Regions from separate parts of the Homo sapiens genome. Here regions 1 and 3 are each linked to region 2. The links are chromatin loops, found by intact Hi-C in ENCODE. Cell type or tissue: endothelial cell of umbilical vein. All regions are shown on one strand. Region 1 has its middle 10 kb from the start of LINC01925. Region 2 overlaps CLUL1 (clusterin like 1). Region 3 overlaps COLEC12 (collectin subfamily member 12).

Region 1 (8,000 bases), 91 kb before region 2:
TTGTTTGTATTCTTAGTGGAGATGGGGTTTCACTGTGTTAGCCAGGATGGTCTCAATCTCCTGACCTCGTGATCCACCCGCCTCGGCCTCTCAAAGTGCTGGGATTACAGGCGTGAGCCACCATGCCCGGCCTTATTTTTCAATATCTAACACCAAATCTCACATACAGCATGACCCAGTGAACGCTTGTTGTATTGTTAGGTTGAATGAAACACAGGTAAATCTTTCCCACTAGGTCTTCTGTTGTTTTTGTTTGTTTGTTTGTTTGTTTGTTTGTTTTTGTTTTTGTTTTTGGAGACAGAGTCTCGCTCTGTTGCTCAGGCTGGAGTGTAGTGACGCAGTCTTGGCTCACTGCAACCTCCACCTTCCAGGTTCAAGCCATTCTCCTGCCTCAGCATCCCAAGTAGCTGAGACTACCAGTGCATGCCACCATGCCTGGGTAATTTTTGTAGTTTTAGTGGAGACGGGGTTTCACCATGTTGGCCAGGTTGGTCTCGAACTCCTGACCTCAAGTGATCTGCCCACCTCAGCCTCCCAAAATGCTAGGATTACAGGGGTGAGCCACCGTGCCTGGCCTCCACTAGGTCTTCTGTCTTCTCTTGGGTAAATTAAGGAGTTAGACTGGATGACCTGTAAGAGTTCTTCCAGGCTCCTCCTGCCATTGTTATGCTTTGAATGTATAGTTTAACTGTAACTCATGTAAAAATTATTATTTATAGATAACATCAGTAAATCTTTGATGTTTCAGGCCTCAAAATATGATGGCAGTAAAATTGATGGTTGCTTTAATAAATGTTTCCAGTTTATCCTGGTTTGGGGGCTTTTTCTTTGTTGTTGTTGTTGTTTTTTTCGGCTAAAGATAAAACACAGATGAAGACCATCAGGTAAAAGGTATGTTACTGCAAGTTTATATTGTACGTAATTACTTTAGACATTTTAATGTAGTATTTATATTTTTGTTTAAAGTACTTGATTATGGTTTTATTCCAATGGGAGTCTTTCATTTGCAGTTGTTTGGACTTTGTGGTATTCTTGTTTTAAGGATTTAAAAATCCATTCAATGGAGATCTTAGCTAATGTAGTACAACTGAAATAGTTTGGAAATCGGAAAATTCCTTTCAATCTCTTTGCCTGGTTTGGCTACCCCACAGTTTTCAGGTTCCAGTTGGAGATTTCAAGCACCTGTAAATGACATGAAATCTAAGCAAACTGAAAGTGTGGTTCAGGTCACTCACCGCCCAAGAAAATCTGCCGTTCATTCATTTCACTCATTTGACATATATTCATGCAACCCCTACCAGGTACCAAGCACTGGGAACACAATTGTGACAAGACAGTGGTGGTTCCCACCCTCAAGGATCTTAGTGTTTACCGGGGAGAAAAAACAATTAAACAATCAAGAAAAGGCCGGGGGCAGTGACTCACGCCTGTAATCCTAGCACTTTGGGAGTCCGAGGCGGGTGGATCACTTGAGGTCAGGAGTTCGAGACTAGCCTGGGCAACATGGTGAAACCCCGTCTCTACTAAAATACAAAAAATTAGCCAGGCATGGTGGTGGGCACCTGTAATCCCAGCTATTCCGGAGGCTGGGGCAGAAGAATGGCTTGAACCCCGGAGGTGGACGTTGCAGTGGGATGAGATTGTGCCACTGTAACCCAGCCTGGGCCACAGAGTGAGACTCTGTCTGGAAAAAAAAAATCCAGAAAAATACCATGTGTAAATGCTAGTAAGTTAAGAAGCTTCTGAGTGCAAGAAACAGAACACCCAATTCCAACTGGGTTAACAACAAAGGAAATTTACATATACCTGTGAAGTTCACACGTAGGATGGCTTCAGGAAGATTTGTTCCAGGCAGCTCAAAGCATGTGACAAGATCAAGCACTTTTTTCTCTTTATTTCTCAGCTCTGGTTCCATGACAAGCTCTTTTGTCATCACATTTGTCTATAATCCCAAGATGGCTGCAGCAACTCCTAAAGCTATGTGATTCACATATAGCAAGGAATAAGGAATCTGCCTCCCATTCCCGGCATCCTGACTAAAGTCTCAAGATGAATTCTGATTGGGTCAGCCTAGGGCATATCCCTACCCCAACCAATCACTGTGCACAATGGGAGGAAATATGTCGATGGGCTTAGCCTATATCATGTGTTTCACCCTTAGGGCCAGGGGTGGAGATTGTGTAACCAGATTGAAATAGAAAGGTGTTAGGAAAGGGGCGGGAGATGGGGGATGGGCTAGAACCCCACTAACGTTTACTACAAGTGCTGTGATAGAAGAAAAAGAAAAAGAAAGAAGAAAAAGAGTGCTTTGAGAGCAAGTAGTACTTTGGAAAATAGGATAGTGTAGCACTTAGGAGTAAGAGCTCTGAAGTCATACCACCTGTGTGTGAATGCCAGTTCTGCCAACTTACCTTCTGGCCCTGTACTCTGCCTCTTCAACTATGAAATAGAGATAATGATAGCAAGTTACTCCTCAGGTTAGTTTCAGGATTAAATGAGATAATGCATGTAAAGAGACTAAGACAATGCATAGGACTCTTAGCAGTTTTTATGTATTAGAAAAGGCTTCCAGGAGGAAGTGGCATTGACATGAAATCCCGAAGAATGAGGAAAAGTCATCTAAGGAAAAAAGAGGATTGGATTTTATGAGAAGCGAGGCTGGCCTCTCAATGTTTGGCCGTAAATGGAACTTGTACCACCTCAGAAGGAAGTATTTTTCGTCTCACTTTCTAAATGAAATGTGTAATGATTTTACCAGACATATAATTTCTATAATGACCAGTGAGAACTAGCTTCTAAGAAGGGCAGCAATGTGAAACTGGAGCTCAAGGAAAGAAAAAGTGGAAATAAAAATCAGTTTGTGCAGATTATTTTTGGAATTTGGCTTTCTTTTTTACAGGTCTGTGTATGTGAGCAAGCTCTTTGGATTTTGAGGGCATCTATCCAGCTATGTTTGGTAGATTTATAGCAAGAGACTTTTTTTTTTTAAAGGGGAAGAGGGAGCTTCCCAGTTAATTATTCATAGGTCATTGAAGCTAGTGAGAGGTTGGCCCCAAAGACACATAAGACCCAGTGAGGGCTGGGTGCAGTGGCTCACATATGTAATCACAGCACTTTGGAAGGCTGAGGCAGGAGAATTGCTTGAGCCCAAGAGTTTGAGACCACCCTGGGCAACATAGCAAGCCCTTATCTCTACAAAAAACAAGCAAACAAACAAACAAAAAACTAGTCAGGTATGGTGGCATATGCCTGTAATCCCAGCTCCTTGGGAGGCTGAGGTGGGAGGATCACTTGAGCCCAGGAGTTCAAGGCTGCAGTGAGCTGTGATCACACTACTGCACTCAGCTGTGATTGCACCACTGCACTCCTGCCTGGGTGACAGAGCAAGACCCTGTTTCTTAAAACAAAACAAAACGAACAAAACAAAACAAAAAACAACTGGTGTCCCCGCGTGTAGAGTCTATGATTTATGAGTCGTGAGTCAGAGTAGTGTGAACAACTACAAAGTGAGTCCATGGAAAGGAAATGAGCCATCTTCCAGGGAAAGCAAACCCCAACCCACTTATAATGGAGGTCAGGGAGGACAAACTGGCCTTAACCAAACCCCTTTCCTTCTCATGCTCAGATCCAATCTATACTGTGTCTATGGTTACCACCAGCAAGCTATAGAGGGCAGCCAGCACTCATTCAGTAAGCCTTTATACAGCCCCTTCTGTGGCTGAGGCCCTTCTCTGGGTACTTTGGAAAATAAAAAAATGTATCAAACACACACCCTTCCAGGTTCTCACCCTCTGGGAGTAGTAAGGATCGCTAGCTAACATTGACTGATCATGTCCCATGAGCAAACACTCCACTGACTGCCCTGTGAACATGGTTGTTACTATGATCGTCCCCATTTTACAGATAAGGAAACTCAAGCTCTGAGAAGTTAAGTAACTTGCTCCAAGCACCACAAGTGATCAGGGACAGAACCAGGATTCAAACTCATGGCTATCTGACCTCAGACAGTTTGCTTTTAACCCTGCCTGTGCTTTCTGAGTTGCAGAGACTCATTGTGGGGTTTGTGGGAAGTAGGTACAGCATGTCTATGGACAGCTGTGCTCTAGTTTCTTTGCTGGGCAGGGAAAATTATGAGAAAGTGTGAACTGCAATTGGCTGGTGTGGATTGCCAAAATGAATTGTTTTGACCATTTTCTGTCTGTTAGTCACAAAGATAGTTGAGATCTCATTTGATTCTTCATGGTGAATATTCATTTTCTTTCAAAAGAGTAATATTGAATATTGTAGTGCTCATTAGACATACTTTATTGATCCTCATATATATGCACAGAGTTTTTTCTTTTCTTTTTTTTTTTGAGACAGAGTCTCGCTCTGTCACCCAGGCTGGAGTGCAGTGGTGCGATCTCAGCTGACTGCAAACTCCGCCTCCCGGGTTCACGCCATTCTCCTGCCGCAGCCTCCCGAGTAGCTGGGACTACAGGCGCCCACCACCATGCCTGGCTAATTTTTTTGTATTTTTAGTAGAGACGGAGTTTCACCTTGTTAGCCAGGATGGTCTCGATCTCCTGACCTCGTGATCCGCCCGCCTCGGCCTCCCAAAGTGCTGGGACTACAGGCGTGAGCCACCGTGCCCGGCCTGCACAGAGTTTTTTCTAATCATAAAATTTAAATTCTGGTTGCTTTTATCTTGAGCCTTAAATACAATTTTAGTTCTATGATAGCTACTGCATTAGTCTGTTCTCGCATCACTATAAAGGACTACCTGAGACTGGGTAATTTATCAAGAAAAGAGGTTTAATTGATGCACAGTTCTGGAAGCTGTATAGGAAGCAGGGCTGGGGACGACTCAGGAAACTTACAATCATGACAAAAGGCAACGGGGAAGCGGGCGCGTCTTACGTGGCCAGAGAAGGACGGAGAGAGAGCAAGAAGGGAGGTGCTATACACTTTCAAACAACCACATCTCGGGAGAATTCACTCACTATCATGAGAACAAGGGGAAAATCCACCCCCATGAGCCAATCACCTCCCTCCAGGCCCCCTCCTCCAGCACTGGGGATTACAGTTCGACATGAGATTTGGGTGGGGACACAAATCTAAACCATATCAGCTACAAAACTATAAGCTTAATAGAGGAGTGAGGCACAGTGACTTACACTGTAGGCTACTTAGGCTGCAGTGAGTTATGATCATAGCACTGCACTCCAGCCTGGGCCACAGAGTAAGACTCTGTCTCTTAAAAAAAAAAAAAAAAGGAGAGTCACGTAAGTTTCACCAATTAAATGTGCATTATTCCCCACTGTAACTCATATTTTACAAGTAAGAATTTTCAAAGATCCTCTGTGTGTATACCTGTGTATGTGTTTGTGTGTGTGTGTGTGAGAGAGAGAGAGAGAGAGAAGAAAATGGTTGTCTCATTGAAATATTAGTAAGTTTGAAAATTTTTCTGATTTTTTTTTTTAGGGCATAAAAACAGTCATTTCTCCTCCTTCCTTTCCTGATTCATGTTTTTATATATAGTAAACTTACCGTTGCTAAAAAAACATTTGAAACCTTTATACTGCCACTTTAACAGTATTTCAACAGAGCCATAATCTTCCTGATAAAGTAAAATTACACTGGTTCTTAAGAAAACATACCAAGCAAGGACTATCTCAAGAATGTGTAAGTGTTCTTAATCTTATTTCCTGACCTCTTTAAAGAACAGATATTCATTTAGTTGAAATTCCCTTTGGCAACTGTTAATGCAGTTTCTGGATCTTCCAAGAGAGTAACCTGAGTTTTTTGTTGTTGTTCATAGCATATAGAGGTGGTTCTCAATTTTTTGTGTTTGCTGAACACTGCTGAATATAGATTTGGGGGTGGCACATTTGAAGTGATTAAAGTACAAGTACCTCACTATTCTGCTGCCTGGCTGTCAACAAAGTTGTTATTTGAATAAGTCTATCGACATGTTATTCCATCACACTGTGGATGCTCAGCTGGAGACCCTAGCTGTGGATCCTCTGGTGTAGGGGTGCAGAGAATAGGCTTTGCAGTCATGCACGTGAATTTGAATTCCTGCTATGCCATTTGTTTAGCTGAGTGACATTGAACAATTTGCTTAAACTCTCTGAATTTCACATTCATCAAAGAATCAGGGCAATAATACCTCCCTTATAGAACTGTTGTGATGATTAAATGAAATGATTTATGGAAGGTACTTAAAACACAGTGATCTCTCAATAAATGCCTGCTATTGTCAAGTATCAGTCTTTCAGATGTTTTTTAAAGGGCCTCATCTTTGTGATCAGTTCAACTGCCTGTGTCTACACTACTGACTTATTCAATGATCTCTCCACTAAAGCCTTCTATTGTTGTCTAACAGTGCACTCTAATAATCTGCAGTCCCAAATTAGTTATGGTTATTGATAGTGTTGGCCTCTTGAGGGGTATGAGTCCCATGAATATCTAGACCGATGAGGTTGTTCTTTACTACCCTCCCTTACCTCTTAGACAGGGGTTACTGATACAGGAGCTAGAAAGAAATTATTTAGGCAGATAGTAAGGGCAACAGAGCCCTCTGCGGAATTTCCCTTTTTTAAAAAAAGCAGCTGCTGGATCATTTATTTTCTAACAAAGAGTAGCCTGAAAAATCGAACTGCAGACATAGATAAGCAAGCTGGAAGCTTGCATGGGTAAATGCCAGCAGCTGTGCCAATAAAAAAGGGCTACCTGAGGGCCAGGTATATTCAACATGGAGGCTCCATCCTCCCTTTTCTTTGTCACCACGTGTATAGTAAAGAACCAGGTAACATAGCATCTACCAAGTAGAGAACTCATCTGCATAATAAGAGATTAGGGGTCCTGGTGCAGTGGCTCATGCTTGTAATCCCAGCACTTTGGGAGGCTGAGGCTGGTGGATCACCTGAGGTCGGGAGTTCAAGACCAGGCTGACCAACATGGAGAAACCCCGTCTCTGCTAAAAATACAAAATTAGCCGGGGTGGTGGTGCATGCCTGTAATCCCAGCTACTTGGGAGGCTGAGGCAGGAGAATTGCTTGAACCCTGAAGGCGGAGGTTGCAGTGAGCAGAGATCACGCCATTGCACTCCAGCCTGGGCAAAAAGAGCGAAACTCAGTCTCAAATAAATAAATAAATAAATAAATAAATAAATAATAAGAGATTAGGGTGGGACGCCCAGCTTCTTCACGTGCTGTGCAAATGGCACACCTGGTCCAACCAATCTTTTGTGCCCTATGTAAATCAGACACCGCCTCCTCAAGCTCATTTATAAAACCTGCATTTCACTGCAGAAGTGGCAATCCATTTTCTCCAGGGCCCCTCTCTGTTCAGAGAGCTCTTTCTTTTGCCTGTTAAACTTCTGCTCTGAACCTCATTCTTTGTGTGCCGGCGTCCTAGTTTTCCGTGGCCATGAGACCACGAATCTCAGGTATTTACCCCAGACCACAGTGCTGCTTCATTACCACGTTCCTGATTCCTAAAGGCCCAGGGCAGATTGAACCCTAAGTTCAGTTTCTACTCTAGGTGAAATTTTAGGAAACTTCCTGTTGGGACAGGAGTTTGCTTCAAAATCAAGGGCTCTGGCCAGGTGGGATGGCTCATGCCTGTAATCCCAGCACTTTGGGAGGCCAAGGTGGGTGGATCACGAGCTCAGGAGATCGAGACCATCCTGGCTAACACAGTGAAGCCCCATCTCTACTAAAAATACAAAAAATTAGCCGGGCGAGGTGGCGCGCGCCTGTAGTCCCAGCTACTCGGGAGGCTGAGGCAGGAGAATGGCTTGAACCCAGGAAGCCGGGGTTGCGGTGAGCCGAGATTGCACCATTACACTCCATCCTGGGTGAACAAGCGTGAAACTCCGTCTCAAAAAATAAAAATAAAGAAAAATTGTGCAATGAAGAAATTTGGTTACCCTATAAATTAATAACTAGAATTATAGTAATAGTGAATGTCTATTAAGCATGTATAATGTGCCGGGCACTATGCAAAACACTCTA
Region 2 (8,000 bases):
CTATATTTATTTGTGTATTGTCCAGTTCCCTCCCTTTGGAACGCAGCGTGGGCACCTGCAACGCAGAGACCACTGTATCTCCGGTGCAGAATGTAATGAGTGCCTGATACATTTGCCGAATAAACTATTCCAAGGGTTGAACTTGCTGGAAGCAAGAGAAGCACTATTCTGGGTAAAATGGAAATTTTAAATGTACTTGATATTTATATACATCCTAATCAATAATTAAATTTGTGTAGTGCTGATCTAAACAGATAAATTCTGGCTTCATGATGATGGTGAAGTGGAATATAATTTTCTCATTTTGTATTCAAACTAGATCTTTTTCATGAAAGGATTTGAAGTCTAGATTCAATGCCTACTTTTGCTACTTATGTTATATGAAACTAAAACAATTATTTTATTGTATTTTTTTTGAGATGGAGTCTTGCTCTCGTTGCCCAGACTGGAGTGCACTGCTGCAATCTCAGCTCACTGCAACCTCTACCTCCCAGGTTCAAGCGATTCTCCTGCCTCAGCCTCTCGAGTGGCTGGGACTATAGGTGCGTGCCACCACACCCAGCTAATTTTTGTATTTTTAGTAAAGATGGGCTTTCACCATGTTGGCCAGGCTGGTCTTGAACTCCTGACCCAAGTGATCTGCCTGCCTCGGCCTCCCAAAGTGTTGGGATTACAGGCATGAGCCACTGTGCCTGGCAATAATTTTAGTTTAGTCTGAATTTTTTTTTTTTTTGAGATGGAGTCTCGCTCTGTTGCCCAGGCTGGAGTGCAGTGACGCTATCTCAGCTCACAGAAACCTCCGCCTCCTAGGTTTAAGCAATCCTCCTGTCTCAGCCTCCCGAGTAGCCAAGATTACAGGCACCTGCCACCACCCCCAGCTAATTTTTGTATTTTTAGTAGAGATGGGGTTTCACCATGTTGACCAGGCTGGTCTCAAACTCCTGACCCAAGTGATGTGTCTGCCTCAGCCTCCCAAAATGCTGGGATTACAGGCCTGAGCCACTGTGCCTGGCCTAGTCTGAATTTTTTAAAAAGGTTATTGGTCTACCTTCCAATGACATTGCACTCTGTGTGGCTCAATAAAACATTTTCATTTATAATAACTAATTTGACCTGCTCAGCAATCTCTAAGCAAGATAGAGTAGCTGTAATTCTTCATTTTACAGGTCATGTCAAATCATTTCGTACATTCCAGCTATGTACGAGAGCTTGGTGAGAATATGTGAATAATAATCACAGAACTTCAGAGCTGGGAGTAACAGCTGGAAATATTTCTTCCAATAATTGCATTTTTTATGAGAGGACGATGAGGTCCAAGTGGACAGGACCATGAGACAATCGTGTGGCAAGGAAGTTGATGCAATTTGACCTCTTAAGTCAGTGATCTTTATGTCCATCGGTCCTTTCCAGCAAGTGAGTTAGCCAACCTTTGCCTGCAAAGGAGGAAATTTTTAATTGAGGATTTACACTCTGCTTCTAAAATTTTGCTTATTATTGTGAATAATTTTCTTTAAGTTTATTAAATGAATGGCTGAATAAATGGACATAAGGAAAGAAGGAAGGGAGGAAGGAAGGGAGGGAGGGAAGGAAGGGAGGGAAGGAAGGAAGGAAAGAAGGAAGGAAGGAAGGAAAAAGAAGAGAGGAAGGAAAGGAAGGATAAGTCTGATGACAGCTGCTATTATATTCTACGTGGATAATTTATTTAGATCCTTATACTTTATCTTTTGTTTTACTTCTCTTATGCATATTCTCCTCAACTTTTTTTCAGTGGGCCAGAGGAGGAGGACTGCCTCTTGTGACTGTGGAAGGACTTCTACCAGGCTAACACCCCTGGCCTCTCACCCTCCCATTTCTCACCCTGCAAAGCAGAGTGCTATTTGATTCATGTTCTTAGTCTGTGGATCTCAGTTGAGGAGAACTCGTTAGAGATTTGCCCTCTTTCTGTCTTTTTGAGACCTTACTGGTGCAGGACAGCAAATCCTAGCTGGTGTCTACAGGACACATGCACTCTTAGGTTACATAACTGCAGGGACCACTGTCATTGTATCCTGGAGCTGGTTCTATATAAGACACAGCCTGAGCAGTATATAGGCTTCCTAGTCTGCTCCTGGCCAAATGTCCCAGTTGGAAGCCCAGAGGTTGTCTGGCTATGCCAGTGGCAGGATGGGCAAGTCTAACTCAAGGGTGACATATTAGCAAGACCTTTATGGCCATGCATCTAAGATGCTCTGTCCAAGCCTGAACTTAGCAACAATAAACCTGACATTTTGAAATCCATCTGATTCCTCTATTTTCCAGTTGATGCCACATGCATCCTCTTGCCATCTTTCTTAATTAAGATGACTTTGCTTCTAAATCTCCTTAATTATCAAGCAGCTATCTACAATATTTTGTAATCCCCTTAAATCTTGAGCATAATGATGTCATAATTATGAAAGTGACCGGATTCACATGAAGTATTGCTTAATCTTAAGAACAAAATGGCAGCTGTGAAAACAGATGAAGTAATTAGAGGAAGAGCCTTTTTGGAAGCTTCGAGATATTTTCAAAGTAATTAGTACTAGTTAGCAATAAAGTTCTGTTCTGAGAAATTGCTCTTAAAGGAGGAACATGGATTAAAGAAAAAAATCTGCTACTAGGAAGTAAGCCATCTTTCTATGTGTGTGATTGGTTTTGCTTCCTGAAAACTGGTTCCGTTTTCAACAAAATTTGGGTCTGTTGAAAAAGAACACGCAGATGCCAGCCTTGATGTCAAACGGGCCCAAACTTGGACAGTGGTAAACTAATGAGCAATGGTGCACAGAGTCAGGGTAAAAGCTGGACAATTTCCTATGACCAACTTTTCCAGGACTCTGCTCTGCTCTTCCTGAGAAAAATACCCAAAGTGCTGCCTCTTCCATTGGCCAACCATGCATCTTTCAGGATAGGACACATCTGTTTATAGGTGTGGATTGTAGTTGCTCATAAGTGACATTAGGCTGTTTAAAATAATAATAGTTCGAGTTTTGCTATGAGCTGATCTGTTTTCCAAGAGAGCTAAGAGTTTTCCAGCTAAAAGAGGGAATTAGTGGGTAATCAAGGCAGCTGACATGGGGTGTGGCTGGGCCTTGAATGTGTGTCACTCTCTGTGCCCAGGCAGAGCAAAGATAAACTCCAGACTGCATGTTGCTCAGAGACCAGGACCAACGTCATAGGGCGCCTAAAAGGCAGGTGGCCCAGTTCAGAATTGTCAAGGTCTGACCTGCTTGGACAAGTGCTGAGTACATAGTAAGGATGGATTGGCTAGTCTCTCAAAACTTGCAAACAGGGCGCAGGTGATCTTGAGATTTCAGTTGCCAGAGAGACCCATCGTGTAGATTCCAGAGTTGGCTATCATGACTAACAGCTGTCTAAGTTGTTTTTAAATGAATCATTAAGGGCTACATTTTCAGTTCAGCTAATCAAGTAGCAAATTACGGTGGGTCTAAAATACTTATCTATTGCATTATGTATATGCTAGACTTTATCACTTTAGTTGGTTATATCGCTTCATATACTAACAGTCAAAAAATGCCAAACGAGAAAACAAACAAACAAAGATGCCACATGACTGTGTAAATACACTTTTCGAACTGTTTTATCTAAGAGTTTACTCACTTTCACATTGTGGCTTATAGTATTTTCAATCTAAGAGACTAATTTTGCTTACATAGGAAACTACATATTTTAAATTGAAAATTAAAAAAATATTTTTAAGGTTTTAATGAGTCCTATCAAAACACATTTGTATATAGGAAGGTAGCCCAAGGTCACTGTTGCCAATTGTGTACACAGCCTGCCCTCTAGTGTTTTCTTCTGAACAGTACCAAATTTTAGATCATAGTTGTAAATCTCAAAATGTTGGGTTAATAGGATTAAACACTGTGTCATCAAACTGATAGGACACAGCTAAATCCCTGACACGGATGAAAATTAAAGCAGAGAAAAACGAAGGTCCTTCCAGAAGCTGGTGGCAACTTCACTGGGGAGATATTGCAAAGTTAGTGGTAAATACACTATATTAATAAGTTTTGTTTTGTAAATAGAGTAATGATAGAAGAAGAGTTAGTTGAAATGATGTATGTAAAATGTGATAACTGCATAATTACTAGTACAGTTGCTAGTTTACGACTGTATTAAAAAGACATTCCAAATGTTGATCAAATAATGGAGGTTTCTGTGGTTGTTTTCTTTTTAAAATAGTAAATATACGTAAAGCAGATAAATATCCCCTTTGTGGGAGTTAAAATAATCTAACTTATTTTATAGTTTTAACTTTATTAAAGCATACGACTATTCTAACTTATTTAACTTTTCTTAGTAAAGTTTTAACCTCTGTATTTAGAATATTTATAACTAATGTGTATCGAATTAAACTCAAAGGGAAATTCATTAACTGAGAAGAAAAAATTTTAACTGTGCACTATTCACATAGCATAATGGGTTTTATAAGGAGTATGAGAAAAATGTGTGTGGTTGGTTTTGCTTTCTTTAAAAATAATAGCGAACCACGTAGGTAAAAACTCACTTGAGAACATAGACTTTTGGAGGGAAATGCCAGGTGTGGTGGCTCACGCCTGTAATCCCAGCACTTTGGGAGGCCGAGGGGGGCGGATCACCTGAGGTCAGTAGTTCGAGACCAGCCTGACCCACATGGAGAAACTCCATCTCTACTAAAAATACAAAATTAACCGGGCTTGGTGGCGCATGCCTATAATCCCAGCTACTTGGGAAGGCTGAGGCAGGAGAATCACTTGAACCTGGGAGGTGGAGGTTGCGGTGGGCCGAGATCACGCCATTGCACTCCAGCCTGGGCAACAAGAGCAAAACTCCGTCTCAAAAAAAAAAAAAAAAAAAAGAATTTTGGAGGGAAAAAAATCCCTCTAACAGATTCGAATTAATTCTGTGTTTCGAGATGTTTACAAAATGAAGCTTGGACTCTGAGAGGATGTGATCTATCCTCTCCATTGCATTGAGTTTCAAGTACTTCACATGGCGGGCTTTTTTAACTGTCGTGAAGAGTTTAAACCAAATAGGGACTAGAATTTGTTTGTTTTTTTAACTTACATTTCAAGCTTCCTTATGTCTCAGGCACATTAGCATAAGTTGTCTAAAGTCATAAGGAAAAATTGACAGAAAAATGCTTTGGAGCCCCAGGTGTTTTCAATTGATGCCAACAGAAACTAACCAAATGGAAGACATTTGATGCGGGTTTATTTTTCCTTTGCAGTAACAGCGGGAACATGAAGCCGCCACTCTTGGTGTTTATTGTGTGTCTGCTGTGGTTGAAAGACAGTCACTGCGCACCCACTTGGAAGGACAAAACTGCTATCAGTGAAAACCTGAAGAGTACGTTTGGTTTCTTATCTGTGCTGTGTCCTGTTTGCATGTTGGTTGTCCTGCTGGCGTTTATAGTGAGTCGCAGTTGAGAGATAACCATATTCGCTGTTTTCACGGTGAAACGTTCTCAAGGCGCTTAAACCAGGTCATCCTGACGCCAAACATCTGGGTAAAAATAGAAAATTCCAATCACGTCTCTGCAGGCGTTCACCTTTCCAGATGTTTGTATCATGTAGATACAACTTGCCAGTTTTTTCACTGCATTTTTTTGTATCATCCAGATGGTTGGTGTCATCTCAGCACAGCTCTAATGAACAGTGAAATACTTTTCTAGCATTTGAAAAATTTAAACCATTAGAGTAATCTGTGCAATTGTTCTTAAACTAGTGAAAGAATGGGTTATAATTACGTTGAATCTGGTTGTTCTGTGGCCATTAACTTGCAACTTTGCTTGGTGATATATACTTTGGGTACTTAATATATAGAAGAACAAATTAGCTAAAATGCAGCTGATTTGGGGTCTGTAATAATCAGAGTCAAGAATGAGCTCCTCAGTAGGCCACGTTGGCTATTTTGAACAGGGAATGACAATGAATTTTAAACTTACTAAGGGCTTATTAAAGGTGTATAAGACACGTCCATTGAGTTATTAAGGAAGCTCGTATTACATGGGATACTTTCTAGGTCTCGTGCCTCCTTATTAGGTAACTGAAGCTGAAAGAAAGAGAAATTGCTGACTGTGTTTGAGGTCCCCAGCTGGGCACTTAATATAAATTATGAAGAAAATGCAAAATTTTCTCTAATATAAACACACTTGAGTCTTAAATGAAAGAAAAAAAATGGATAAATGAAAACAGGGCCTGAGCAAGATGACAAGAATGAGGTTCAGTGAACTCTATTTGTTTAGGCGCTCACAAGTGAGGAGTAGAAGGTATGGTCCGTGTGGCAGCTGGGTCCATGTGGCAGCTGACAGCTAATTCATTATGATCTGCTTTCAGAATATGAGCCTATAAGAGAACAATTAAGCCTCTCTTTTGGAGACATGAAAGGTTGGTGAACTTGGTGTTTTGTAATCTGATCAGATCTCAAAGAAAAAATTGCCACATGTCTTTTAGGTTTTTCTGAGGTGGGGGAGATAGATGCAGATGAAGAGGTGAAGAAGGCTTTGACTGGTATTAAGCAAATGAAAATCATGATGGAAAGAAAAGAGAAGGAACACACCAATCTAATGAGCACCCTGAAGAAATGCAGAGAAGAAAAGCAGGTACAGTCATTGAAAATAATGTCTGTTCTTACACAGATCTGGACCAGAAATACTGCACTTGTTAGTGCGATTGATGAATTACTTATTTTCCTTAGTAATAAATTTCATGGGTAGCTGCTTTTATTTGAGGAAAAGTTTAAGGGAAGCTTCAGATTTCCTTGAAGAACATATTTCGTGTAGGATAGGCTTCTGCAAGACTCCAACCCGGAATCTGGGGGATTCATCTCTGTTTAAGTGCTGCTTTCTCAAAAATAGATTATTCTTGGTCTCTTCTGAGTTAGGATATTGAGTCAAAAGTATTTGAAGAGTTTTTTTTTTTACTAGATCAGTGGTCTCCAGAGTTTTTGTTTTTTGTTTTTTGTTTGTTTCTGTTTTTGAGACAGAGTCTCGCTCTGTCACCCAGGCTGGAGTTGATCCCGCTCATTGCAACCTCCACCTCCTGGGTTCAGGTGATTCTCCTGTCTCAGCCTCCCTAGTAGCTGGGATTACAGGCTCCTACCACCACGCCTGGCTAATTTTTGTATTTTTAGAAGAGACGGGGTTTCACCATGCTGGCCAGGCTGGTCCCGAACTCTGGGGCTCAAGTGATCCACCTGCCTCAGCCTCCCAAAGTGCTGGAATTACAGGCATGGACCACCGTGCCTGGCCCAGAGATTTTTGGTCTCTCATTCCTATGACTAAAAAATTTGTTACCACTCACTCCTAAATATATGCATATTCATTTACTTATGAATTAGATACATGAATTGCTACCATTGATATCTCAAGGCACAATATGTATTTAAGGTGAGATTCATCATTAGCGAGTGTGGATATAAGTCCACATTTCAAATAATCTTCTAGATATTTTGAAACTTTTAGCCGACTTGCCAGATCTGATTAGATCACCATAGTTTTCCCTTGTCACTTGGCCAATAAAGAGCTCATAATGATCAAGTGTCAGCTCTGCCATTTGCTTTTGGTCCGCTTGAGCTTAAATTATTCATTTTTAAAATCTGCCAAGTTTTTTTTTTTTTCAAGAATCTTGTTAAGCCTCCTGTCCATTTAGTGAAGGTTACTTTAGTTAAAACTAGATAATAAAATCCATCAGTCTACCTGAGTTCTCTTACATGGCAACTCATTACAATTGGGTGCATGTGAACAGAGCAAGGGAACTATAGTTGATTCTTCTGGAATGTAGAGGATCCCCTTTTCCCCAAGGTCATCACATACAGTTGGGCACACACAGTATCTGACATATGCATCTCAAGAGAGTACCATGTATATCCAATAATGCATCAGCCTAATCACTTTTTCAAATTCAAATAGCTTTATTTAACAGCTATAGCTTGAATTACATATTTTATCAATGGAGAATACATATTATATTCAAATGTCT
Region 3 (8,000 bases), 280 kb before region 2:
CATAGACAGTAATGTTCCAGCTCAATCCATTCCATATGGGCCAATCCAGTTTTTTTCTTGGGGAAAGGCTTAAGATTGAATTTCTTAGTGAGTCTAACCCAGACCTTTGTGCATTTACGGCAGTGAAAAATGTGGAGAAGATGATTTTTTGTTTCAGCTTCTCCCAACTCTCTTAAAAAAAAGACCCCGGCGCTCTTGGCTGTCAAAAAAGCAGAATTTTGTCTTTTTTAAAAAACAGTCTCTGTCTCCCATCCCATCCCCAGCTCCAACCTTCTACAGCTACTGTTTTAGATGGTGATTCCTGCAACTGTTTTGAGTCTCCTAAAGTGTGTCCCTGCTGTGTTGGGCACTTTCCTTGGCTCATCAGGCAAAGTCTCAAGTGCCAGATTATGCCAGGGGGTACCCCTTCCTCTCCCCAGGACAGGCGCAGAGGAGCCGACGAGTCTCTGACAGGCCTGCAGCAGATATCCACTTGCCCTTAAGGGCAGTCTGAGGCTCACCTTCAGAGCAGACCTAAAATCTTCTAATGTTCCAAATCAATATTTCGCCACATGTTTATTTTTTATAAAGAGCTGGCCTGGCTAGGTGCGGTGGCTCATACCTCTGATCCCAGTGCTTTGCGAGGCCAAGGTGGGAGGATCACTTGAGGCTAGGAGTTTGAGACCAACCAGAGCAACATAGTGGACCACGTCTATCCAAAAACTTTAAAAATTAGCCGGGTGTGGTGATGTGCACCTGTGATTCCAGGGACTTGGGAGTCTGAGGTGGGAGGATCGCTTGAGCTGGGGAGATAAGAGGCTGCAGTGAGCCATGATCGTGCCACTGCCCTTCAGCCTGGGCAACAGAGTGAGACCTTGTCCCTTAAAAACAAACAAATAAAAACAAAAGAGAGATGGCCTTATTCTGGTTTCCTCCTTTATCCTCTGATCCTACTCACATGGAGAATTTGAAAGTACAAAAGAGCCTGTTTATCCAAATGCACATGCACACGCACATAGGGACATTTAAAAAACTCGATCTGGCTTCTCCATCACCTCTGACCCTCCTCCCTGCTGCTCAGCTGATACAGGGCTAGGCCTCCATGCCCATGAGACTCTCTTAGGCCTGAAACACCCTTGTTTTCTCCTCTCCTGGGACAGCCCCAGAGGCCACACCGTGGACTTTGCCTAGTGCTCTCAGAAGGTGCTTCCAATGCGGTGATGCTCCTGTGCCTGGTGGAGCCCTGCAGGGTCTGGCCTCTCCGTCCCCAGCAAACTAAAGGTTACTCAGAGGGTTTTTTTTTTTTTTAATTTTATTTTTTTTATAAATTCTGCTTCATTTGTTACAGTTCCTTGCAATTTTCACACCCGTCAGAGGCAAAGCCAGAGTATGGAGATGTGATAATCAAACTGATGCAATACAGTCATTGTTAGATCTTTGGGTAGAATTAGGGAAGGAGCTAACACCCCCTAGGGTAGGATGAGGCCCTGGAGACTTCTAGGTTATCCAAGAAGGTACCTCAAAGTGATTCTATTCTTTGTTGCTCCTTTCATAGAACTTAGGTCACATGGAACTTATGGGGAATCTTCAAACCTCTAGGGGATGGTTATCCCGCAAATGCAACTTTGTTTATAGTGTATTTTAACTTACTATGAGTAGGAAAATCACACATTTGTAGTTTTTTTTTTTTTTTTTCTTTTTTGAGATAGAGTCTTGCTCTGTGGCCCAGGCTGGAGTGCAGTGGCGCCATCTCGGCTTGCTACAACCTCCGCCTCCTGGGTTTAAGCAATTCTTCTGCCTCAGCCTCCCGAGTAGCTGGCATCACCCGCATGCGCCACCATATCCGGCTAATTTTTGTTTTTTTTGTTTTTTTAGTAGAGACGAGGTTTCACCATGTTGGCCAGGCTGGTCTCGAACTCCAGACTTCAAGTGATCCGCACACCTCAGCCTCCCAAAGTGCCGGGATTACAGGCGTGAGCCACTGTGCCCAGCCAGGAAAATTACTCATTTGTAGTTTCTAATCACACTCTGCCTAGAAGCCCAACTAGGGGTCAGGGGCACCCACAGTGTGATCCTGAAGGGAGCTCCCCAGTCCTTGGAAACACGCCTGGGGCGAACGCTGAACATGCCTGAGGTTGCCTGGGCTTCATCATCTTTTCCCATAGCATTTAAAGAAAATGACTTGGCCAGAAGTATTATGCTGTGTGGTTTTATGAGTTTCATGATTTTTTTCTTAGAAATGAAAAAAAATTCACTCCATGAAAAGAAGAAAGGAAAGCCTTATTTGACAGCGTATCAACTGTCAACCACGATTTCCCCAGGGGAAATATGCAACTGGTACCAGGAGCCCCGGTTTGGGAGGAGCGTCTAGGACACGAGGTCATTAAGGAAGAAACTGTTGGGAGTCGGGCAAGAAGTGACAACAGAACAGTGAGAGCCTGACCACCAATCTGGAAGCTTCTGAGTACTTACTTGTAGTCTGGAGATGTCCCATCCAGCCACTTCCATTCATTTTCACGCTCTGAGTCTGTGAGGCCGATCCAGTGGCTCTCTCTCCCTACCATCTGTTTTTTTATCCATTGCTGAAAAACAAAGCAGGGGTGGTGCGTGACTATTTTTCAGAACAGATGTCTCAGGCCTTTTTCTTTTATTTAACATTTAGAAAAAAGGACAATTTAAAAGAGGATGGTTGTCAGAATGTGTAGCCTGCTTTTGCTTTCTGCTTTTTTCTTGCTACTTGCTTTGTTTTGTGCTGTTTGGGGGGCTTTGACTTTTTTCCTCTTACAAGTTTACAACGGATGTTAAAGTGAGGCTCTTCCTCTAAATCACTCAGACAACCCAGTGAATGTCCATTGGTCCCACTTCCTCCTACCACCCACCCATTTCTCCCATGTCCTAATCATAGGAATAGTCATGATATTCTTGGGCACTTCCTCTGGGCTGGGCCCCACGTGCAGTGTGTTGCACGCAGTGTGTCTCCAAGCTTTTATAACAACCCACTGAACAAACATGAGAAGTAGCTGAGCTGGGCTTGGGCCCTGGTCTGTGTATTCTAAAGCCCAGGTGCTTGGTCACTGTCTGCCGTGTGCTCATTCCAGTCAGTTACTACAGGAAACATCTGTTTACAGGATTGTGTCTGCTGGAGATAACTTAGGGAGAAGGGAGGAGGCCACTGGAATTGGTGTGGTATCAAAGAAAGCGCTGCATTGTTGCTAGATGGGCTGCAGTTTTGGTCTCAGTCTGCATAAACCTTGCCGGGCCTCAGTTTTCCTAGCCGTCAAATGAGGGTAATAATAATACCTATGTTCTAGGGTTGCTGTGAGGTTCAAGGGAGCAAATGCCTCTCACGGTGCCTGGCATATAGAGGGTCTAATGAGTGGACACTAGCATTAGCATGCGTGGGCTCTGCCTCCTCAGCCTTCTTCGCTCTTCCTGACTCCTCTGGAGCCATGCGTGGTCCCTTGCACCCCACTCCATCCCTACAGTGTTCATGCCTCTCTCTGTCCCCACAGGTGCCTGGTGGCAGCCCTCAAGCTTCTCTGCATTATAATTATTTCAACAGCCACCAGAAGGAGCCACACATCTCCAGGCTTGATAGGCAATATCTTCCAGGAAGAATCATGAAGATACAATTCCAATGCCACGAATGCTTCTAGCCACTGGATGAAACCCAAATCTCTGTAATGTTGCCTCCCATGTTTACGTGACTAGGAATTCGTGATATCTCTGAATCCCCAACAAGCCTGCAATTTCCAGATGTAAACTATCCTTAAATTATAGTTTTCCCCAACCAAGTATGTGGCAGGCATACCTGTTCCTCTCTAGTGTTTATGAAAACAAGATGTGAAGACTTGTCTTCACAGAAAAGCTTTGCATCCTCAAAAATTTCTTTCTCAACTGAAAAATAGTAGCATTTGTCTGTGAAGTTCTTCCAGTGAGGCGGGCAGCCTAGGAATGCAAAAGTGGAAAACATTGATTAAAAGATCACAGAAAGCACTCTGCCTTTCTTCAGCTGTGTTTCAGAGGCCAAAACTGTGGTCCCGCTGGGAGCAGCCTGAGCGTCCCTGCACGAGGCCCACAGCTGACGTTCACGGACGTGCTCGCAGCAAGCATGACCCAAAGTGGACTGCAGAGCACAAGCCAAAACCACATAATCTGGAAAAGATCTTTGACTGGGTCTTTGTTCTTCTGTGTCTGGATCCGTCTTCACAATGACAGAAATAACAGAAGCAACAACAAGAAGCAGGGCAGGCACAGATGTTCAGCGTCAGTCTGGAATCATACGGAACCCAGGAACACTTGGATGTGAGAACCCAGCACCAAAACTGGGCTCACGGATCAACAAAAATAACCCGGGCCTCACCGACCAAAATCAAGTAGAATAGCGGTTGGGTCAAAGGAGAGAAAAATAGGCTTGGTTGCTAACCAAACATTCGAGTTTTGCCAAAGGTTTAATTATCAAAAGACTAGAAGGCACCGTAACATCTAACACCTTTCTCAAAAAGAAATTAAATGTAGTCATCAATAGCAGAGGGTTCCATCCACATGTTGATGGAGCTAACCGAGGGAGCCCATCTATCTCCAGAGTGAGGATGTAAAACGAGGGAAGAGCGCTCAGGGCGGCCAGCAGGCTTCCCTGAAGGAAATGTTTTGCATTGTGTTTGTCTTCTGAGGGCTGGCTCCTATAAATAAACAAGTGCAAGAGCCAGGTGCAGTGGCTCCCACCTGGAATCCCAGCACTTTGCAAGACTGAGGCAGGAGGGTTGCTTGAGGCCAGGAGTTCAAGACCAGCCTGGGCAACATAGCAAGACCCTGTCTCTACAAAAAGGAAAATAAAAAATTAGCCAGGTGTGGTGGCATACCCCTGTGGTCCCAGCTACGCAGGAGTCTGAGTGGGAAGATCACCTAAGCCCAGGAGGTCAAAGCTGCAGTGAGCTATGTTTGCACTACTTCACTTCGTCATTCCAGCCTGGGTGACAGAGTGAGACCCTGTCCCATACATACACACATAATACATAAAACAAATGAGCACTAGAGAACCCAATGGCGTTTAGAGAGAAACACATGCCTGGTATGGAGGCCTGTTCTGGCAGCAGGGCTCCTGTGCCAGCCCCTATGATGCCTTTGCTGTTAAATAATATGCAGCGGGGGACAAGACGTGGTGGCTCACACCTGTAATCCCAGCACTTTGGGAGACTAAGGTAGGTGGATCACTTGAGGCCAGGAGTTTGAGACCAGCCTGGCCAACACGGTGAAACCCCCTCTCTACTAAAAATACAAAAATTAGCTGGCTGTGGGGGCACACGCTTGTAGTCCCAGCTACCTGGGAGGCTAAGGCAGGAGAATCACTTGAACCCGGGATGTGGAGGTTGCAGTGAGCCGAGATCACGCCACTGCACTCCAGCCTGGGCAACAGAGTGAGACCCTGTCTCAAAACAAAAACAAAAACAAAAATAACATGGGTGGGGCCACACACTGGGGGTTGGCTCAGTCTCAAGCACATGCACTGCCCTGTCCCCCTGGCTGGAGGGAGGGCTTGGACTTACCATTGTCCTCCGGTGCTGGGGTTGGCTCATTCTGCAGGGCCAGGGGCACCACCGCTCCTGATGGGCCAGGAGGGCCGGGGGGGCCCTTGGGGCCTGGCATGCCTGGTACCCCAGGCAAGCCTGGCAGTCCCCGAGGTCCAGGCACCCCAGGCTCCCCAACGGTGCCCTGAAGTCCCTGGAAGCCAGGAGGGCCCTGAGGGCCGGGGAGTCCCTCTTTGCCTGGTGGGCCCGGGGGGCCTGGGTCCCCACTGGAGCCCTGAGGGCCGGGCTTCCCAGGGGAACCACGGGAGCCTTTGGGGCCCTGGGAGCCTTTAGATCCTTTGCCGCCACGCTCTCCGGGGGGACCAGCTGGTCCAATTGGGCCTCTCTCACCCGCAGGGCCAGGTGGTCCAGGCTCCCCCTTCTCTCCTTTCTGTCCCTTGTTGCCAGTTGGGCCAGGGGGTCCCTGGGATCCTCTGTCACCTCTTGGACCCCTGGGGCCCGGTGGACCTAAAGCATAAAAGAAAAAGGTGTCAACATGAAATCCACTGTGAATGATAGTTATGAATAATTTTTCTTCTTATAAAATCTCCAAATTAAAAAAACCTAGCATACAAAGTATATACAGCAGGGAAAGACCATCTGTTTATCATACTACTGTAGACTGTTATGGGCTAAATTATGTCCTCCTCCAAATTCTTATGCTGAAGTCCTAACCCCCAGCACCTCAGGATGGGACTTATTAAGAGACACGGCCTTTACAGAGGTCATCGAGTTAAAACGAGGTGACATGAGTGACCCTAATCCAATAGGACTGGTGTACTTAAAGAAGAGGGGATTAGGTCACAGACACATAGAGGAAAGATCGCTTGAGGGCACAGGGAGAAGATGGACTCCTGCAAACCAAGGAGGGAGGCCTCGGAGGAAACAACACTGCTGACACCTTGATCTTGGACTTGCGGCCTCCAGAACCGTAAGGAAAGAAATGTCTGTTGTTTAAGCCTCCCAGTCCGTGTACTGTGTACTGTGTATATGGCAGCCCAAGCAAGCCAATATACTGTGTGTTCTTCAGTAAGCTCACCCTTCTTCTTCAAGCTTTTAGAATGTATTGTAACAGTGCACAACGTTTTAGTGCCCCACTGATGTCCTTCATGGTGACACTGACAGCCAGGGGCTTATTCTTCACAGTGACTCACATGATTAAACTGGGTTCTCTTAGTCACCTGGGCCTGTGTTGTCATCAGCAGGAAAGTTGTGTAGACCAGGATCAGGATTTCCTCTTACTTATTTCCTCTTGTCCTTAATTTGGTAAATATTTATTAAAGGCTTATATGACAAGCACCGTGTTAAGGTATTGTGGGATAAAGAACTGAAGGAGATTGATGTATTAATTCTCTCCCCATAACCAAGCCTATAACTTCCCTGTAAGCTTCCTCTCTGTTGTACCCCAGCTGGCATGCCTGTGCTGTCCACCAAAGCTGTGGGGGTGCTGCTGTCCTTAGGGCTGGGCCTCACTCACCCATGGGCCAGCTCAGAGGGACGGGAGGTCTCTGTGGGAAAGCCTGGTGGGACTTTGCTGCCCATTGTGGACAGGTGTCCAAACTCTCTGGGTGGGTTTGTAAGTCTAATAATACACATAAGGAAGGTAGGCTAGAGAAAAAAGGTATGTGGACCATCTAATTGGGAAGAAAAGCGAATACTGCTCATCCCCATTATCCCACAAAGAGGCCCATGTAACACAGGATTGTTTTTCTTTCTTTAATTTCTCAGGGGTAACAGGAAATTTCACACAAATAATCTCCTACCAGGAACTGTATAGTGAATGACAATTTTCAGGGTACTTTCACATACATTATGCCACCTGACCTTGCCTGTGCGGTAGAATTCTCATTGCATAAATGAGGACATGTAGGGCCAGAGATGCCAAACTATTTGTTCGAGGATACTTAGCTACTAGGAACAGATACCAAGGAGAGTAAGACATGGTCAGTCACAATCTAGTAGTGGAGCTGGGGCATGAACTCAGGTCTTCTGATGTTGAAATGAATGAATCTTAGAGTTTCTGAAATCTCACAATTCTGCATGAATAAGTAAAAGGCCACACTTAATCTCTCTCTCTCTTTTTTTAGAGACAGAGTCTCACTCTTTTTTTTTAGAGACAGTCTCACTCTGTCACCCAGGCTGGAGGAGAGTGGCATGATCATAGCTCACTGCAACTTTGCACTCTTGGGCTGAAGCAATCCTCCAACCTCAGCTTCCTCCCATGTAGCTGGGACTAGAGGCTTGTGCCACATTGCCTGCTTTTTTTTTTTTTAATTTTTAATGTTTTTGTAGAGATAGGGCTCTCACTGTGTTGCCAAGGCTGACCTCGAATTCCTGGCTTCAAGCGATCCTCCCCCATCGGACTCTCCAAGTGCTGGGATTACAGGTGTGAGCCACTGTGCCTGGCCTTACTTTTTCTACAGAAGCAGAAAGCCTCTAAAGTTAGAAGGATAG

What was found. Peaks named below come from ENCODE experiments on the same cell type or tissue, not always from the same donor. Only the 100,000 strongest peaks of a DNase experiment are listed, where the experiment ranks them.
Region 1: a loop joins it to region 2, with 2.7 times the contacts of the local background. A loop is called at or near these places in 3 of 110 quality-filtered maps.
Region 3: it touches region 2 in a loop (6-fold over the local background); 2 of 110 quality-filtered maps call a loop at or near these places.

The regions. Positions count from the first base shown.
Region 1 is chr18:521,708-529,707 of GRCh38, forward strand. No RefSeq gene overlaps it. Among named protein-coding and RNA genes, the nearest start is that of LINC01925, 10 kb to the left of the region's middle. In endothelial cell of umbilical vein, no CTCF peak of the experiment used is centred here; DNase peaks (open chromatin) are centred at 2,954, 3,544, 5,244 and 5,504; H3K27ac peaks cover 2,735 bases.
Region 2 is chr18:612,740-620,739 of GRCh38, forward strand. CLUL1 (clusterin like 1) reads left to right here. Exons shown (of 10, transcript NM_001393344.1): 3 at 5,249-5,367; 4 at 6,474-6,622. The coding sequence starts at 5,262. It overlaps LOC105371952 (a long non-coding RNA gene), which reads right to left. Exons shown (of 7, transcript XR_935082.4): 7 at 7,913-8,000. Among named protein-coding and RNA genes, the nearest start is that of CLUL1, 20 kb to the left of the region's middle. In endothelial cell of umbilical vein, a CTCF peak has its summit at 3,835 (motif pointing left); a DNase peak (open chromatin) is centred at 3,812.
Region 3 is chr18:329,217-337,216 of GRCh38, forward strand. COLEC12 (collectin subfamily member 12) reads right to left here. Exons shown (of 10, transcript NM_130386.3): 6 at 5,526-6,014; 7 at 3,791-3,927; 8 at 2,452-2,561. Among named protein-coding and RNA genes, the nearest start is that of THOC1, 65 kb to the left of the region's middle. In endothelial cell of umbilical vein, no CTCF peak of the experiment used is centred here; DNase peaks (open chromatin) are centred at 3,065 and 6,745; H3K27ac peaks cover 346 bases.